Regions from separate parts of the Homo sapiens genome. Here regions 1 and 3 are each linked to region 2. A link is an interaction called in ENCODE POLR2A ChIA-PET data of the cell type or tissue named here. Cell type or tissue: OCI-LY7. All regions are shown on one strand. Links, peaks and the distances in the headings refer to the core of each region. The heading gives the core; the rest is flanking DNA. Region 1 overlaps SOX30 (SRY-box transcription factor 30). Region 2 overlaps ADAM19 (ADAM metallopeptidase domain 19). Region 3 overlaps NIPAL4 (NIPA like domain containing 4).

What was found. Peaks named below come from ENCODE experiments on the same cell type or tissue, not always from the same donor. Only the 100,000 strongest peaks of a DNase experiment are listed, where the experiment ranks them.
Region 1: POLR2A ChIA-PET joins it to region 2 with 14 read pairs; 3 of 35 experiments call an interaction of 5 or more read pairs at or near these places.
Region 3: POLR2A ChIA-PET joins it to region 2 with 17 read pairs; 3 of 35 experiments call an interaction of 5 or more read pairs at or near these places.

What each region holds. Positions count from the first base shown.
Region 1 is chr5:157,628,212-157,635,095 of GRCh38, forward strand. The region is part of intron 4 of SOX30 (SRY-box transcription factor 30); the gene reads right to left. Among named protein-coding and RNA genes, the nearest start is that of SOX30, 21 kb to the right of the region's middle. In OCI-LY7, for the core only: no CTCF peak of the experiment used is centred there; no DNase peak of the experiment used is centred there.
Region 2 is chr5:157,567,647-157,574,530 of GRCh38, forward strand. ADAM19 (ADAM metallopeptidase domain 19) reads right to left here. Exons shown (of 23, transcript NM_033274.5): 2 at 3,249-3,334. Among named protein-coding and RNA genes, the nearest start is that of ADAM19, 4.7 kb to the right of the region's middle. RefSeq lists enhancers at 3,604-3,653, 3,834-3,953, 6,825-6,884 and a silencer at 3,915-4,209. In OCI-LY7, for the core only: no CTCF peak of the experiment used is centred there; DNase peaks (open chromatin) are centred at 3,315 and 3,795; H3K4me3 peaks cover 2,743 bases; H3K27ac peaks cover 3,042 bases.
Region 3 is chr5:157,469,366-157,474,365 of GRCh38, forward strand. It overlaps NIPAL4 (NIPA like domain containing 4), which reads left to right. Exons shown (of 6, transcript NM_001099287.2): 5 at 2,292-2,452; 6 at 2,967-5,000. The coding sequence ends at 3,595. Among named protein-coding and RNA genes, the nearest start is that of NIPAL4, 12 kb to the left of the region's middle. In OCI-LY7, for the core only: CTCF peaks have their summits at 121, 1,495, 2,544 (motif pointing left) and 2,746; a DNase peak (open chromatin) is centred at 2,576.

The DNA of each region.
Region 1 (6,884 bases), core at 725-5,724, 60 kb after region 2:
AATTGTTTTTAAGTATTATTCTCTCTTTCAAAGGCATAGAGCAGGAATTATAGGAAGAGGTAGAGTCCAACCATCTAGTGACAGATAACATAAACATAATGACCATACTCATCGGCAAAACCCATGGCAAGTTAAGTGTTTCATTTCTGGCCTTCACACACACACACACACACACACACACACACACACACACACAGAGTCAACTTTGTTACCTTACTTTTAAAAACCTAAGTATGACAGACATACTAGACTATTATCTCAAACTCTGAAACTATGCCCTACCCCCAAATCTTCAAGTGCTAGGTACCTTGCTCATGTTAATTATAACAAATGAGGTAAAGTTTCTAAAATTTTTCAGGTTTCCATGCCTACTGCCACTCTTAGTTCGGGCATTTTAAATTTAATACACATGTCCTGAATACACTGTGCTTCTTTTTTTTTTTTTTTTGAGACAGAGTCTCGCTCTGTCACCCAGGCTGGAGTGCAGTGGCATGAATTTGGCTCACTGCAACCTCCGCCTCCCAGGTTCAAGCAATTCTCCTGCCTCAGCCTACCGAGTAGCTAGGATTACAGGTGCCCGCCACCATGTCCGGCTAATTTTTGTATTTTAGTAGAGATGGGGTTTCACCATGTTGGCCAGTCTGGTCTCGAAATTCTGACCTCAGGTGATCCGCCCGCCTCAGCCTCCCAAAGTGCTGGGATTATGAGTGTGAGCCACCGTGCACGGCCAAATACACTGTGCTTCTGGCTAGCACAGCTTTGCTCATATAGCAGGTCTCTCTATCCATTGAATTCCACAGATAATTCAGGGATGAAAAGAGGCTGACTATGGGTACAAACATACAGTTAGATAGAAGATGTAAGTTCTAATGTTCAGTAGCACAGTAGGGTGCCTATAGTTAGCAACAATGTCTGGTGTATTTCAAAGTAGCTATAAGAGAGGACTAAAAATGTTCCCAATATACAGAAATGATAATCAAGGTGACAGATAACCCAAATACCCTGACTTGATCATTACACATTTTATACATATTTATGACAAGTACCCCATAAATACGTAAAATGTTATATATCAATAAAATAAAAATCTATCCCTTCCACAAAGCCTTCATTTCAGCTAGAAATAATTCACCCAACAACTGTCTTTTTCAGGACTCAATGTAGGCAAGACGCTATGTAAGGCTTGGTAGATAATTTTTTAAAAAACATAAAATCTAGGTATATATTAGACATGTGCTAAAGTCTATAACGCCAGCATTATAGTGACTATTTTGGTGTGGTAAAGACGAGTTCGTGTTATATTCAGAGAACAAAAAGATCAATTAAGACAAAGGCAATCCTAGAAGGTTACATGAGTGAAAGCAAAAAACTATAAAAGCATCATGGTGTAGGGGGAAAAACATTAATTAGAATAGTCCAAATAATAATATTATCCAATATGTAAGCATTTACTATTTTTTAGGCATTGGCCAAGGAGTGTATATGTTATTTCAATATAACACTGAACAACACTCAGAACGACCCTAAGACACAGACACTATAAATATCTCCACTGTACAGATGAGGAAATGGAGCTTTAAAAAGGTTAAGTAACTCGCTCAAAGTGATATAATTAGTAAGTGGTAGACAGAATCAGGCAATTTGACTCCAGAACTTGTTCTCCTAACTACCATGCCGCCCTACCCAGGCTCTAGTTCTAGCTATGCCACATAAGAATCTGGTAAACTTAAGTAAATCTTACTTTATCTGATCCTTGTATCCTTCTTATATAAAATAGGGATAACAATGTCTGTTCTGTCAACCTAAAAGGTCTGTCATAAGGAACAGGAGAATATAAGTGATGGAAACTAGAAACACTATTTCAATGTATGATTGGTAAGTCTTATAAGAAGTTACTGCAATTTTTAGCTTGAGGATTTGTATTTGGTTCTTTTTTAATTTCTATCTCCTTATTGATATGATCTATTTGGTGAAACACTGTTCTCCTGGTTTCCTTTAGTTCTTTGTCCATGGTTTCCTTTAGTTCCTTGAGCATATTTAAAACAGCTGATTTAAACTGTCTATTAAGTCCAATGTCTCAGCTTCCTTGGGGATAGTTACTATTAATATTATTTCCTTGTGAATGCCCTACTTTCTTGTTTCTTTGCATGTCTTGTAACTTTTTTGTTGAAAACTGGATGTTTTGAATATTATAATGTGATGCCACTAGAAATCAAATTCTTTCCCTTATCCAAGGTTTGTTGTTGTTGCTTGTTTGGGGTTGTAGTTGTTTATTTGGTTTTCTAGAGTATTTTTGTAAAGACCGTATTCTTTGTTATGCATGGTCATTGAAATCTCTGTTCAATTAGCTTAGCGGTCAGAAATTTGATAGAGATTTCCTTAAAAACCTAGAAACAAAAACAAAACAAAACATATTTTCCTGGTCTTTACAGATTGGCTTTGAACTGGGGCACTCCTTAAATACTTAGCCAGGCTATTTTCAGTTCTGCCTTAGTCTTTACTTCCTGCTTATACAGAGCCTACAGATCAGTTAGAGTTAAAAGCTTGGGGTCTTTTTGTGTATTTTCTGAACATGGGTCTAGCTCTGGATATGTGTGTGGCCTTCTGGATTTCCCATTTATATATATACATTATATATATATTATATATTTTTATATATATATATACAATATATATAATTTTATATATATAAAAAATATATAATATCTATATTATATATTATATATATATACTATATATATTGTATATATATACACTATATATTTTTATATATATACTATATATATTTTTTATATATATACTATATATTTTATATATATATACAATATATATATTTTATATATATATATATATATATACACACAATATATGTATTTTATATATGTAATTTAAGAGATGGGGTTTTGCTGTCACCCAGGCCAGAATGCAGTGGTATGATCATAGCTCACTACAGTCTCAAATTCCTGGGCTCAAGCAATCTTCCTGCCTCAGCCTCCCAAGTACCTGAGACTACAGGTACACCACCACACCCAGCAACTTCCAGAGACTTGAATGATTGGTTTTTAAAAATAGTTTTCACCACTTACACTTGTTTGCTAGAGACTGGGTCCACAGAGCTCCCTGTGCTGCCATCTCAAAAATGAACCGTACTCTCACTTACCTTTTTAATTATTTGATTCTATTTCTATTCTTGAGCTTTGCTCTTGGGTGCAGTTAAATTACTTAAAAACAAGTTGGTCCTTTCAGGTCTTGCTTTTAAGAATTTTGAGCTGGGCGCGGTGGCTCACGCCTGTAATCCCAGCACCTTGGGAGGCCGAGGCGTGTGGATCACCTGAGGTCAGGAGTTTGAGACCACCCTGGTCAACATGGTGAAACCCCGTCTCTACTAAAAATACAAAAATAAGCCGGGCATGGTGGTGCGGCCTGTAGTCCCAGCTACTCCAGAGGCTGAGGGCAGGAGAATTGCTTGCTCGAACCCGGGAGGCTGAGGTTGCAGTGAGCCAAGATCGTGCCACTGCACTCCAGCCTGGGTAACAGAGTGGGAACTCGTCTCAAAAAAAAAAAAAAAAAAATTAGAGCACAATGGCTCATGCCTGTTAATTCCAGCACTTTGGGAGGCCAGGAGTTTGAAAACAGCCTAGGCAACAAAGTGAGGCCCTGTCTCTACAAAAACATGAGAATATTAGCTGGGCATGGTGGTGCACACCTGTAGTCCCAGTTATTCAGGAGGCTGAGAAAGAAGGATCACTTAGGCCCAGGAGTTCGAGGCTGCAATGAGCTATGATCATGCCACTGCACTCCAGCCTGGGTGACACAGCAAGACCCACCCCGTAACTAAAAAAAAAAAAAAAAAAAAAAAAAAAAAGAATTTTTAGTTGTGACCATTGCAACATTTGGGCTAAGGCTATCTGAAGCAAGACCCTTCTGAGTACCCAATGTTCTGTGCCCCATAGAAGTTTTCCAATCTAGTTGGTGGGACTATTCACAGCACTGTGTTAGTGCATGATTGCCAGATATTGTTTTCTCTGATCCTTTCAGGTGGTTCTTTCACTGCCTTGGGTTGTTTCTTCACAAGGATGCACTAATTAGTACTTCACCGAATACTCAAGAGGGACCCTACACAGTCATCTGGAGTTCCCTCTGTGCGTAGCTCTCTTTTCTCTGGTACTCTATCCTGAAAAGTCTAGCTAATTAGGTCTCATTGGATTTCCAGTAGAGACGGGTGAAACCCCATCTGTACTAAAAATATAAAATTAGCTGGACGTGGTGGTGGGCACCTGTAATCCCAGCTACTCGGGAGGCTGAGGCAGGAGAATCACTTGAACCCTGGAGGCAGTGCAGTGAGCCGAGATCGTGGCATTACACTCCAGCCTGGGCAAAAAGAGCGAAACTCCATCTCAAAAAGAAAAAGAAATGTCTGCATCCAGTGGACAGGGTGATTTTAGACTCTGAACCAATGTGTGAAACACCTTGGGAATTTTATTTCTAATGAAAATCACATAGAGCCCTGAGTAAAAACAAGATTCTTTCTGTGCTTTACCTGGATCAACGACAAAAATTTTATATTCCTTTTATCAAGGTTAAGAAGTCCTTCCAGCCAGGTGTGGTGGCTCACGCCTGTAATCCCAACACTCTGGGAGGCTAAGGCAGGCAGATCACTTAAGGCCAGGAGTTCAAGACCAGCCTGACTAACATGGCAAAACTCAGTCTCCACTAAAAATACAAAAATTAGCCAGGCATGGTAGCATGTACCTGTAATCCTAGCTACTCAGGAGGCTGAGGCACGAGAATCGCTTGAACCCCAGAGGCAGAGGCTGCAGAACCCCAGTCTGGCAGACAGAGCAAGACTCTCAAAAAAACAAAAAAAAGAAAAATTCCTTCCAGGGTCTTGGCTTTATAAAGAGGTTTTAGTTTCAGTACCTATCCCCACCTTGAACAGGGGAGCAGAGCAGGGTCAAGACCTCATCTTTTTTCCCTTCACAGACATTAAAACTCAAGTTTAGGGTTTTTTCTGTTTTTGTTTTTGTTTTAGAGACAGGATCACAATTTGTTGCCAAGACTGGCCTCGAACTCCACCTCAGCCTCCCAAGTAGCTGGGACTACAGGTGCATGACAGCACATCGAGCTTAAAACCCAAGTTTATAACCAATGAAACTATTTCTGAATCTGAAAATCATCTCCAGGACCACTACAACTAGTTTTTAACTTGTTGATCATTTTGGCACATGGTGAGTTCCTTGCTGGGGAGTTCAGGTAGGTATTAAATTGTTCATATTTAAATTTAACATTTCTAGGTAGTTACAGCAGAAGGTATTCTATGTTAACTAAGTCTATCATGTTTTGGGACTGTTAGTTTCCCTCCTCCATAAGTTTAGGCAAAAGTTTGTATATGTATGCAGATATGCATTATTATGGAAGAAGTCCATAACTTCAATCAAATTCTCAAATGGGTCTCTGACCCAAACAAAGGTTAAAGAGAATTGCTTTTAACCTTTGATTCATTTGCCTAAAATTTTACAATTTAGATGCTATTTCTACAAATCCAGGAATTCTTTGAACTTACTTTCCCTACAATATATCTGAGTGTATTTTCCATATATTTCAAGATAGTAAATCCCCATTTGTCTTCATATCTTTTCTTTATCCCTACTTACATAGATTTTAAACACATTTTTTACCCAATGGCCAACAGAATGAAGATACTATGTATCTCCCTTGAATGTGAAAGCCCAATATACTGCAAGAAGAAGGAAGAGGAAGGGGTAGGGAGAAAAGAACTAGTCTGAAGAATTAATGTAGTACACAGAAAGAGAGCATTTTGACAAACACAATATGATGATGGTTAAGATCTGAAGGCAGGAATAAGATGTTAGCCCCAGAGAGGGGGAGCAGCACTTCTGAGTGTCCATCTGTTTTGTAAAATGACTCCTTGATTAAACCACCTAGCCTACTTGATTTTTACTCTACATACACAGGGCAAAGTGAACTGCGTAGCGAAAAGAAACACTTTTTGGTTTTTTGAGACATGGTCTCACTCTGGTGCCCAGGTTGGAGTGCAGTGGCATGATCTTGGCTCACTGCAGCCTTCACCTCCCAGGCTCAAGTGATCCTCCCACCTTAGCTTCCTGAGTAGCTGGGACTACAGGCACATGCCACCACGACCAGCTAATTAAAAAAATTTTGGGGGTAGAGACAAGGTCTCACTAAATTGCCCAGGCTGGTCTCAAACTCCTGGGCCCAACAGATTCTCTCTCCTTGGCCTCCCAAAGTGTGTTGGGATTACAGGCGTGAGCCACCACGCCCAGCCAAAATTTTTAATAGTGAATAATCATAAATATATACATATATACACAAAATATGTATATATAAGTATATCTCAAATGTCCATTACAATTCTAACATTGAAATAGTTGGAAAATTCCACATATAAATAACTAGAGTAGGAAGGAAATATATATATAGTTTCACTCTTGTTGCCCAGGCTGGAGTGCAGGGGTGTGATCTTGGTTCACTGCAACCTCTGCCTCCCAAGTTCAAGCGATTCTCCTGCCTCAAGCTCCCGAATAGCTGGGATTACAGGTGCCCACCACCACACTTGGCTAATTTTTGTATTTTTAGTAGAGACAGGGTTTCATCATGTTCACCAGGCTGGTCTCAAACACCTGACCTCAGGTGATCTGCCCGCCTCGGCCTCCCAAAGTGCTGGGATTACAGGCGTGAGCCACTGCATCTGCCCAGAAATATTCCTTACAGAAAATTCCATTATCAGTTGGGAGAAGAGAAAAATTGAGAGAGAATCAATTAATTTTGGCATTTAGGGTTTACTGAAATATACTATCTAGACAGTCATAAATAGATTATTTCCTTGGGGAAATTATCATCAG
Region 2 (6,884 bases), core at 847-5,846:
ATTAGCCAGGCATGGTGGCGCATGCCTGTAATCCCAGCTACTTGGGAGGCTGAGGCAGAAGAATCGCTTGAACCCAGGAGGCAGAGGTTGCGGTAAGCTGAGATCACGCCATTGCACTCCAGCCTAGGCAACAAGAGCGAAACTCCGTCTAAACAAAAAAAAAAAATAAAAAAGAAAGAAAGAAAGACGACACAGCAACAGAGCTACAGCAATTCCCTCATCCAAGAGGTAGGTAACCATGTGACTGCCCCCACAGAAAATGAATACTGCCCCAAATCAAAGCACTATCTTCCCCTCCCCCAAAGAGACACAAGCTGCAGCAGGAATAGTAATCTTTTTTTTTTTTTTAAACAGAGTCTCGCTCTGTCACCCAGGCTGCAGTGCAGTGACCCAATCTTGGCTCACTGCAAACTCCATCTCCAGGGTTCAAGCCATTCTCATGCTCAGCCTCCCAAGTAGCTGGGATTACAGGTGTGCACCACTGCGCCTGGCTAATCTTTGTAATTTTAGTAGACAGGGTTTCTCCATGTTGGCCAGGCTGGTCTTGAACTCCTGACCTCAGGTGATCCACCCATCTCGGCCTCTCAAGGTGCTGGGATTACAGGGCGTGAGCCACCATGCCCCGCCAGGAGTAGTAATCTTTATTTTTATGTGGGTGATCCAAAAATAATTCTCTCTATTCTGGAAGGTGCTCAGGCACTGATATTTAAAAAAGGATGTTCCCTTTTTCTATGGGGCATTTCAAGCAAAACAATGAAACTGCATTTTAAGGATCTATGAAGCTTTTCTGTCCGGCTCTACTGATGAGCTTTTCTGATGAAACTCCACTCTGTATTAAGAAGAGGCACCATCAGCTCTCCTCTCCTATGAAGTACAGTAAGCTGACCCACTATTTATACCTCTCCTAGGGATGGGTTAAAAATTCTTTCCCCTTCAGTCTAGATTAAATAGATCTTTAGCTCCATAGGGTATTGGAAATCTGTCCTATATTTGCATTCCCCCTAAGATCTAGTATAATATTTAGTATACAGTATAAGTATTCAGTTAATGTTTAATGAATGTGAGCTTTAAGTCAGTGATGAGAAAAAGAGAAGAAAAAAATGTTTAATGAGTGAATTAATTATATAAATGAGAATGAGAGGCCCAAGTGAAATCCAGCCTCTAGTCTCTCTCTCTTCAACATTCATTCATTTGTTCATTGAACAAATAGTTACGGTGCCAGGCACTATGCTGACTATTCCTACAGAATACAATGACCCATATGCTGGGCAGACAATGGTTGGGAACAAAGACAGGATCTGGTCCTCTGCTTTGTTCTCAGGCCCTTCCTGAGGATGCCCGGCATCCACATCTGGAGAGAACAAAGAAGCCTCTATAAAAAGTAGCAGGTCCATTCCTCAGGGGGTATGAATAGGTTGCAATACCCAAGATCTTAATTGTTAAAAGTAATCTGCTCTAGGATGACCATCCATTAATTTGTCGAGACTTTTCCTGAAGCTATTTTCAGCCTCTCCTACTTTTTGATGAAATGAATTCCATGCGTTTACTGCCTTTAGGACAAAATGTTACTTGCTTTTATTTGTCCTGATTTTTTTTTTTTTTTTTTTTTTGAGACAAGGTCTTGCATTGTCACTCAGACTGGAGGACAGTGATGCTGATGCGACTATATCTTACTATAACCTCAAACTCCTGGGCTCAGGCGATCGTCCCACCTCAGCCTTCAGAGTAGCTGGGACTACAGACACACACCCCTAGGTCTAGCTAATTTTCTTTTTTTTTTTTTTTTTTTTTTGTAGAGATAGGATCTCAGTATGGTGCCCCAGGCTGGTCTTAAATTCCTGGCCTCAAATGATCCTCCTGCCTCAGCCTCCCAAAGTGCTGGGATTACAGGCTTGAGCCATCGCACTTGGTCTGTCCTAAAATTTACACTGTTAGGTTCCCTTGGTAAATCCAAGTTGGAGCCTTTTTGGACATGTCTGTATTATCCTGGCCAGAGTTTCAAGGATCCTGGACATTGCTCCTTTCCATTTATCTTTCCAGATTCAACAGCCACAATGTCTGAAGTCTTTCCTGACACATCTCTTTCCTGCTATAATCTTGCTCCTATATGTTGCCCAATAAATCACAAATCATTTTAACCCAAAGAGATCTTAGAAAAAACCCCTCTCCCCAGCTTTCTTTTCTCCTTATTCTCTCTAAGCACTATTTTATAAATGAAGAAAATCTACCACTTCGCAAGTGGCAGGTCACATAGCTGGTTACTGGCACACAACAACCGCATCTTCCTTTCTTGCTCTTTCACGTCTCACTTGCTGGAAAAACCAAAACCACAGTGGGCCACAGTGGCTGACGCCTGTAATCCCAACACTTTGAGAGGACTACGTGGGCGGATCACTTGAGGTCAGGAGTTCGAGACCACCCTGGACAACATGGTGAAAACCCATCTCTACTAAAAATACAAAAATTAGCCTGGCTTCGCAGCACACACATGTAATCTCAGCTACTCCGGAAGCTAAGGCATGAGAATCGCTTGAACCTGCCAGGCGGAGCTCACAGTGAGCCGAGATCATGTCACTGCACTCCAGCCTGTGCGACAGAGTGAGACTCTGTCAAAACAAACAAACAAACAAAAAAACAAAAACAAAAAAACAAAAAACAAAAACCAGAACCACAAAGAATATCCTAAATGCTCAGGTCCTCTCTGCAAGAACAGGACAGTGTTTTTTGTTTTCTTCCCAATCTCTTTGATAAAGCCTATGTGTTTTCCTGGTGTTCTGGCCAGGGGAGCCTACTGGATTTTAAGATACATTCCCCAGTACTAGGTCTCTACGCTGCGTCTTATTAAAATAGTTTATAGTTTATATTATTATCTTTTTTCTCTCCAAGTACATTATTCCTTCAAGAAAATGAAGTATGTATTATGCAGAGCAAAAATAACAATGACAATATTTAATGAATTCCAATCAAGACTAAGTGATTTCTGTGACACCAACACATCTGCACTTAGCTTGTGTCAGCATTAATGTGAATTTTCATTTCCTCAACTAATAGCATTGGGAAGTGTTCTAGAAGTTTGTCATACAAGGAAGGAAAGTCCCATCTGTGATCTCCAAAATGGGCACCCAGAGGACAGAGTGGGCCAGAAACAGAACTAATGGTGATGACTGGGATTCTAAGAAAGTTGAGTAGGTAGCCCAAACCTCAGTTGTCAACTCCTGCCAGTGTAAATGAGGTCTTTTGAGTCTTACCTTTTCTCTCACGGGGCTTTCTGAAGTCTTCCACTGAGGTATGATAAGTTCATGCTGCAGCTTGGGGCTGCCTTCCTCACTTCCTCCTGCCAATACAAGATGCAAAACCATTGGAATCCCAGACCTCTATACCCCAGCTAAGCCACACATGCACTTTCTGTGAGCTGCCCCTGCACTGGGTCATTAGAAGACTTGCTGGATTTCAGGCTCTTGGCACTTCCTAGGAACTAGGCACTCTAGGTGTCGGTGATATTGTGGTAAATAGGACATATAAGGTCTCTGTACTTGTAAAGGTGGGAGACAGACAATGAACAAATGTTCTCACATGGTGCTAAGTACCCTGAATAAAATAAGTTGGGGTCATGGAGTAAAGAGACATCTATCAGGAGGTGCCTATTTGAAACAGGATGATCAGCATAGATGGCATTTGAGTCCTGAGGAGCCAGAAGGCAGCCATGCAAAAACGTGGGGGAAGAGTGCCCCAGGTAGAGGAAACAGCAAGTGCAATGGCCCTGCCTGAGCAGAAGTGAACTTGGCCTGTTGAAGGAACAAGCATAAGGTAGGGGTAGCTAGTAAATGAAAGAGGAAGTTGGTATGAGATGTGGTCAGCAAGACAGCCATGGGTCTGATAATGCAGAGACCACGGAGAGTGTCTGGATTTTCTTATAAATAGACTTGGAAGGCACTGGGTGTTTTAAATACAGAGCAATATGATCTGTGTTAAGTTTAAAAAAGATCACTCTGCCTGCGTGGTGGAGAATGGGGGTGGGGTGAGGCAGAGCGGCGAGAGTGAGAGCAGAAGCAGGAAGGCCAGGCTAGAGATATGCTGGAGCCCTGGTGAGAGATGATGGTGGCTCAGATTAGAATGACATCAGTGGAGAGGAATGAAGCGGTGGGATTCTGGGCATATTCTGGAGGTCAAGCCCATGAATACTGCTCCCATGGAGCTTTAGTTTTCTTGCCTGTAAAATGAAGACAAAGATGCTACCTGCCCATCTCACAGCTTTATTGTGAAGAGTCAATATGAAATTGCCTCCTACTCCGCAGAGCATCACTGCATCAAGTTACATTAATTGGAGCTTCCTAATGGCAAGTTTACATTTGTATTCCACTTTCTACTTCCCAAATCACTCTCCCAAACCAGTTCTCCTTCATGCTCAAGGCAACCCTGGGAAGTAGGAAGTAGGAGTCCTGTTTTTTTTTTCTTTTGAGACGGAGTCTCGCTTTGTCGCCCAGGCTGGAGTGCAGTGGTGTGATCTCGGCTCACTGCAAGCTCCGCCTTCCGGGTTCATGCCATTCTCCTGCCTCAGCCTCCCGAGTAGCTGGGACTACAGGCACCCGCCACCACACCCGGCTAATTTTTTTGTATTTTTACTAGAGACTGGGAGGAGTCCTGTTTTGCAAGAAAGAGAATTTAAACTATAGGAGAGATTTGTTCAGGGCGCTGCAGAACTCAAATACTGGCGGCAGACTATCTTAACAAAATGGTAATTTCCCGACACCTAAACAGACTGGTCTCCGTAGTGTTCCTGGGAATGGGGCTGAGGACTCCAAAATCTATTCTGTCTAAACTAACTACATCAATCATACAGAATATGAATGATAAAAAGATGGCCATAGTTGTTCTGTTAGAGTGGTGATTATGAGTAATTATTAACATTCTCTTCAGAATACCGATATAATGCACTTGCAGTCAACATAGATTTTAAAAATAATCTTATTGGACCAACACCAATTCATCAGACAGGCAAATATTAGAAACAATGCATTCATATATTTATCAAATATTTTCTGAGTACTTAACTATGTGCCAAGTACTATGCTATGAATAGGTGCTTAATATTCATGGAGGAACAAGACAAGCATACTGCAGGACAGGAACGGTGGCTCACAACCTGTAATCTCAGCACTTTGGAGGTCCGAGGTGGGCGGATCACCTGAAGTCAGGAGTTTGAGACTAGCCTGGCCAACAAGGTGAAACCCTGTCTCTACTAAAAATATGAAAATTAGCTGGGTGTGGTGGCGCATGCCTGTAATCCCAGCTACTCAGGAGGCTGAGGCACGAGAATCCCTTGAATCTGGGAGGCCAAGATTGCGCCAGTGCACTCCAGCCTGAGTGACAGAGCAAGACTCCATCTCAGAAATAAAAAAAAGACAAGCATCGCTCTTGCCCTGGTGGCTCTGATAAGTCTATATTATTTTAAACAAAAAGGAATTCTATAATATTTAATGGAGCATTTAATGGAATTAAATGATATCTACGATTGTAAAAAAATAGTGAAAGCAATCTAAAATCTCACCAAAAGAGGAACATAGTACATGTTAAGAAAAGGTCTCCAAAACTTGGAAATAAGGCAAGAGCAAGCAAGATGTCTTCTCAATGTTGTATCAGAGCATTGTTTAACAGACTCACCCATGGATTACTGCATTATCTAGGGGAATGTACCATTGACTTTTTATTTACCATTGATTAAAAGCTACACTCTGTGAAGTTATATAATCTATATATATCTATAGAATTCTGTCTGACAGAGATGTAAGTGATTTCAGCATAGTAAAAAGATAACCTGGCCAGGCACAATGGCTCACGCCTGTAATCCTAGCACTTTAGGAGGCCGAGGCGGGCGGATCACCTGAGGTCAGGAATTTGAGACTAGCCTGGCCAACATGGTGAAACCCCGTCTCTACTAAAAATACAAAAACTAGCCGGGTGTGGTGGCACATGCCAATAAGCCCAGCTACTCAGGAGGCTGAGGCAGGAGAATAGCTTGAACCCAGGAAGCAGAGACTGCAGTGAGCCCAGATCGTGCCACTGCATGCCAGCCTGGGCAACAGATAGAGACTCTGAAAAAAAAAAAAAGAAAGAAAAGAAGGAATGAAGGAAGGAAATTAAAAAAGAAAGATAACCAAGAATTATGGTTTGCTTCATGGGGCATCCACCATTTCTGCATCTGCCCTGGGCCACATGATTTCAACATTCTTTCTCCAATGCTTGTATCACCCCTTTCTAATGCTCCCTGAATCAGCTTTACTCTCCTGTTTGCTACCTCATTAATGAGTTGAATAAATCTTGGCCACATTTGTATGAGTCGTGTTTTTAACTTTTGAAAACTTTGTATAGAGTCATTAAAATCATGTTTTACAGAGAATTTGATGATGTGGAAAACGCTCATGGTGTGAAGTGAAAAACGCAAGACACGAAACTGTACTTATGGGTATGGTTCCAATTTTATCAATATATATCCATAGGAACACACAAAGAATGTGGAGGGGAAAAAAAACAAAATATCAACAGCAACTGTGGATTTGGGGGTTGCAGATCATTTTCTTTTACACTTTTCGTTATTTCCCAGATATTCTACAGCAAGTGTTCTCCAAGGACTCAAAACTCAGAGAAGGCGCCTGTGCTAGGAGCAGTAACTAGCTTTCCTTGTCTTTCTTCATGCTTTTCTCCTGCACTAAGCACTGACACAGGCCTGGTGCTACCCTAGAACCTCCTCTGTGCCTCAGTTTCCCCTTCGGAACAACAGCTCAAAGGGCGGTTCCTTTGAGCCCTTTGGGAGGACCGCCCGACCTCGGCCCCTGGAAGTTCCGAACTGTCGGAAGAGCTCTCAGCCTCTGGGTTTGAGGCGGCCC
Region 3 (5,000 bases), core at 1-5,000, 99 kb before region 2:
TAGTAGGGGCTTAGTATGTGCTGAACATTCTGAATGTATCATGCATATTAACTCATTTAATTTTCACAGCATCCCTAGCTGAGCCCAACAGAGGTTAAGCAACTTGGCCAAAGTTACCAGCTTCTAAGAGGCCAGGCCAGGATTCTAACCCAGGCAGTCTTAATTCCAGAGTCAGTGGGCTTAATTGCTATGCCACATTGCCTCTCAAGTAAACACTCAACAAATGTTTGATAGTTTTAAAAATAATTGATACTAAATGTCTGTGCTTCCCACTGCCCCTAGTCCCCCTGAGCTACAAACACAGAGCCAGCTCCTCTGTGGGGGTCCTGGAGCCCTATTTGAAGGAGACTCTGATTGTTGGCGTAACCTTGGAACGCCGGTAAATTGTAGCAGACCACACCCAGTACCCATCATTTGTTTTACCATCTTGATGAAAATTTTGCAACATTTACACACTCAAAAAACAAATAGAACTCATGCTGTACAACTCGCCTGATTCATGCTGTATAACTGGCCTAACACAGCTGATGTAGCTGTGGTACCATAATTGCATATCTGATTAGTTTGCAAATTCCTACCCGGGGGAAGTTGGGAGAGCCATAAAATCCTCCAGTGTGTGGCCCCTGCCTGCATGAATAATCTCTTGAATGGGACATTGCGGCCAAAATATTTTTGGTAGTTTCAGAGGAAAGACGGAAGACAGACAAGAGAGCTTAGATATCAATCTCCTCTCTCCTGACAACTTGAACCAGGATTTTTAAGGCTAAAAATAGCCAATGTCCTGAGATAGCCAATAGGTTTTTACCCTAAACTAAGCCACCTTCATGAAGAGACAGAAGCATGCCCCCGTGATTATACGAGGCTTGCCTGTGATTTTTTTTCCCTTCCTCTCTTGCTTCTGCTGGCTCGCCTCGAGGATATGAGGGGAATAGAAATCATGTCACCACGGTGCAGCAAGGAACTGGAGATAATTTGCCCAGAAATTGAAGACTCAGGGAAGTCACAAGGATCCTCTTCAACGAGGCATAGAAGAAAACCCATGAGCTTTATAATTAGAAAGGACTCGAGCTCAATTCCTGGTTCCACTACTTGCTAGTCATTTGACCTTGCCAAGTCATTTTAACTTCTTTGAGATTCAGTCTTCTCATTTATCAACTGGAGATAGTATATTTCACTTTGCAAAGAGTTATGAGATGCTAGTGTGATAGACGGGAAGTTCCTAGCACCATACATAGTAGGTAATAAATGCCTAAGACATGGTACCTGTGATTGTCACTGAGGTTGTTTACACTGGCTTATACAAATGAAATAATAGGTGTGTTATGAATGACCCGAGGAGCAGAGATAGAGCAAAAAATAGAAATTACCAGAAGGCATATTTTTGGTAAATGATTAGAGCAAACCTACAATGGCCTCATTTGGCTTGTGAAGGGGTGGGCTCCCTGCCACCAGAGGTATCTATAAGCCAAAGCTGAGAGCCATCTGTTGGCAGTGCTAAGAGAGGATGTGTCCATTGGGAAGGCAGTTAGACAAGAGCATTTTGAAGTGTTCTTCCAACTCTTCTGTTTGGGAATACTTTCAGTCTCTAAAATGGAAGAAATTCACCTGCATTTCTATTCCTCCAGCAAATATTGTAACACTCCCAGAAATGAGTTTCTATATCAAACATTTTTTGGCCCCAGCTCAGGAGGACTGGGGGCAGTGGGAAGCACAGATATTTCGTATGAACTGTTTTTAAAACTATCAGACATTTGATGAGGGTTTATTTCAGTGGCAATGTGGCATAGCAGTTAAGCCCCCTGACTCTGGAATTAGACTGCCTGGGTTAGAATTCCAGCCTGGCCTCTTAGAACCTGGTGACCCTGGCCAAGTTGCTTAACCTCTCTTGGCCTCAGCTAGGGATGCTGTGAGGATTAAATGAGTTAATATGCGGGATACATTCAGAATGTTCAGCACATACTAAGCCCTCCATATGTGACAGCTGTGTTTATTCTTCAGTACCAGCTCTGTACTGTGCATTTTCTGTGCATTATCTCATTTAGTTCCTGAGAACAATGTCTCCCGTGGATATTATTAGCATCCCCATTTTGCAGATGGGGACAATGAGGCTTAGGGAGGTCACATGATTTGCCCATGGTAACGTAAGTTTTTTTGGAAGAAAACCTTCCACGTGAGAAACTAGTGAGTTCTGATCTGTTGTTCTCTGTGAGTGCTTGCTCAGGCCCCATTTTCTTTGGGACTCTGGGACAGGCATGGCTGCTCTAATCCCCTTCTCCCATTTCCACGTGCAGTGCCATCCTCTCCTCATATTTCCTGAGGGAGAGTCTGAACCTGCTGGGGAAGCTGGGCTGTGTGATCTGTGTGGCCGGAAGCACAGTGATGGTGATACATGCTCCTGAGGAAGAGAAGGTCACTACCATCATGGAGATGGCTTCCAAGATGAAAGACACAGGTAGACTCCAAGCCCCTGAAGAGCAGGAAAATACTGGAGGTTGAACACCCCCTACTACCCCACAAAAGGTCAGGTTGGGTTCTGACCACCTCAGGTGCTGCCACCTAGAGGAGAAGGCAAGCTAAAGAAGAAATGTTAATGGGCTGGTACTTGTTAGCAAGGCTAGCTTAAAGGCTTCCTGGCCTGATATGTATGGGTACCATTAATAAGTGTTTATTATGTGCCAGGCACTGTTATGAATGCTTTATATACATTATCTCACTGAATCCCACAGAACAGCTTTATGAGGATGATCCTATTGTTGGTCCTCTTTTACAAATGGGGAAACTGAGTTTTTGGGGGTTTAAAAACCTAACCAAGTTATTAGGAAGTCATGAAGCTGGGACTGGAACCCGGGTTTGTCTGACTCTAGAGCCCACGATCTTAATGCTACCTCCCACTGCCATGAGTCTGGGCCCTAGACATTGCCTGCACCCTCCACAGCCAAGTGATCCTTCTCTCTCTCCTCCCAAAGGGTTCATCGTGTTTGCTGTGCTTCTGCTGGTGTCATGCCTCATCCTCATCTTTGTCATTGCCCCACGTTACGGGCAAAGGAATATCCTCATCTACATCATCATCTGCTCTGTGATCGGGGCCTTCTCTGTGGCTGCTGTCAAGGGGCTGGGCATCACCATCAAGAACTTCTTCCAGGGGCTGCCAGTTGTCCGGCACCCGCTCCCCTACATCCTGTCCCTCATCCTGGCACTGTCCCTCAGCACTCAGGTCAACTTCCTCAACAGAGCACTGGACATTTTCAACACTTCCCTGGTGTTCCCCATCTACTACGTGTTCTTCACCACGGTGGTCGTTACCTCGTCCATCATCCTCTTCAAGGAGTGGTACAGCATGTCTGCTGTGGACATTGCAGGCACCCTCTCGGGCTTTGTCACCATCATCTTGGGCGTGTTCATGCTGCATGCTTTCAAAGACCTGGACATCAGCTGCGCCAGCTTGCCCCACATGCACAAAAACCCACCCCCTTCTCCCGCCCCGGAACCCACTGTTATTAGACTGGAAGACAAGAACGTCCTTGTGGACAATATAGAACTTGCCAGCACCTCATCACCAGAAGAGAAACCCAAAGTATTTATAATCCATTCCTGAAGCTTGGAATATGTGAGTGAGAGGATGAGTCCGATGGTACAGCCTGCCCTCCCAATTTCAAAACCACCTGGTTATTTTCCAGTGCAACTGTTACCAATGGGCTCTCTTTTCTTGAGAAGTTCATTTATACCTCATCACTGTTTCCAGGAGAAAAATCTTTACCCAAATAGCAATGGTGGCAGAACTTCCTGGAAACAGATTCAGTGACCAAATACCCAAGTTTACATCAGTGCCTGCAGGTTCCCTGGACCTTCCTTCTCATTCATTCTTTCGGTGCCATCTCTATGCCGTTGGGAAGAAGATGGAGTCTGACCCACTGAATGTAGCACAGTCCAAGGACTTCTCTAAGATATTGGTCATTGGAAGTTCCTTCACACCAATTCTCCTCCTGAGACGGAATCTCCGTTGTTGTTGTTGTTGTTGTTTTCTAGCCCAAGGATGACATAGAGCTGGCTCCCAGAGGCCCACAGAGCAATTGGCCATGCCTCCCTATCCAGAGCTGACAGGGACACAACCAGTGTAAAATATCCTGTTGCCTTTGTCACTTCCTCTTTGGAGGCAGAAGCAAGACCTCAGCTGACCTTCTTACTGTGAAAGCCACTTGATGTCTCAGGGAAAAATTTCAACCAGCTCATTCCCCGAGCACTCCAGCCTGGCAGTCAGCACCTCGGCATCCACCCAGTCCATCCCACCATCACCCCTTCCCCCTCTACTTACATCCTAAGGAGTCGGTCACTGAGACATAAAGGCAGTAATCGCAGAACTGGAAACAAAACAATAATAGAGCCACAGCCAAACTCTGGTGGCCAAACCCAGTGTTGCATTTTGTCTTACTCTGAAAGAAGAACAGCAAATTCACTGCTTCAAAGTGGCCTGGCTGCCAAGCTAGAATTTGGCAGAACGCACTTTACTATTCCTCAAGGAGTCAACCAACCTATGATCTGGGGAGGTGGGAAGAGGATGAGGAGCAAAGTTGGGATTTGGCAGAAGGCAGTCCCAGGCTCTCTGGATACTAGGGGCTAACTTTTGTGTTGACTCTGGTGCTCATCTGGGAACTTAGGAGAAACGAGCTCAGGGGTAATTTCTGGGTTGCAGCCTTAAAGGCTTGGACAGCTGTGAATCTCAATGGCCAACTGGAGGTGCAGACTTGGCATGGGGTGCATTCTAGCTGTTGACCAGATTGCTACCGAGTCCCCTCCTCCACTGATGAGCTGCCCACACTGGGAAGCAGCATGCCCTGACTGTTCCAACACCACCTGCTATGGGGAGTACCTTTGGTCCCCTCACATTTGGCCAGAGGCATACAAAAAACCAGAGCAGCTGGAGAGGGAGATAATTACTATTCCTTCCCTTCCTATCTCCTTTCTAGCCACAAGAGTGTGGGGGTTGGAGAAGAACCATTAGA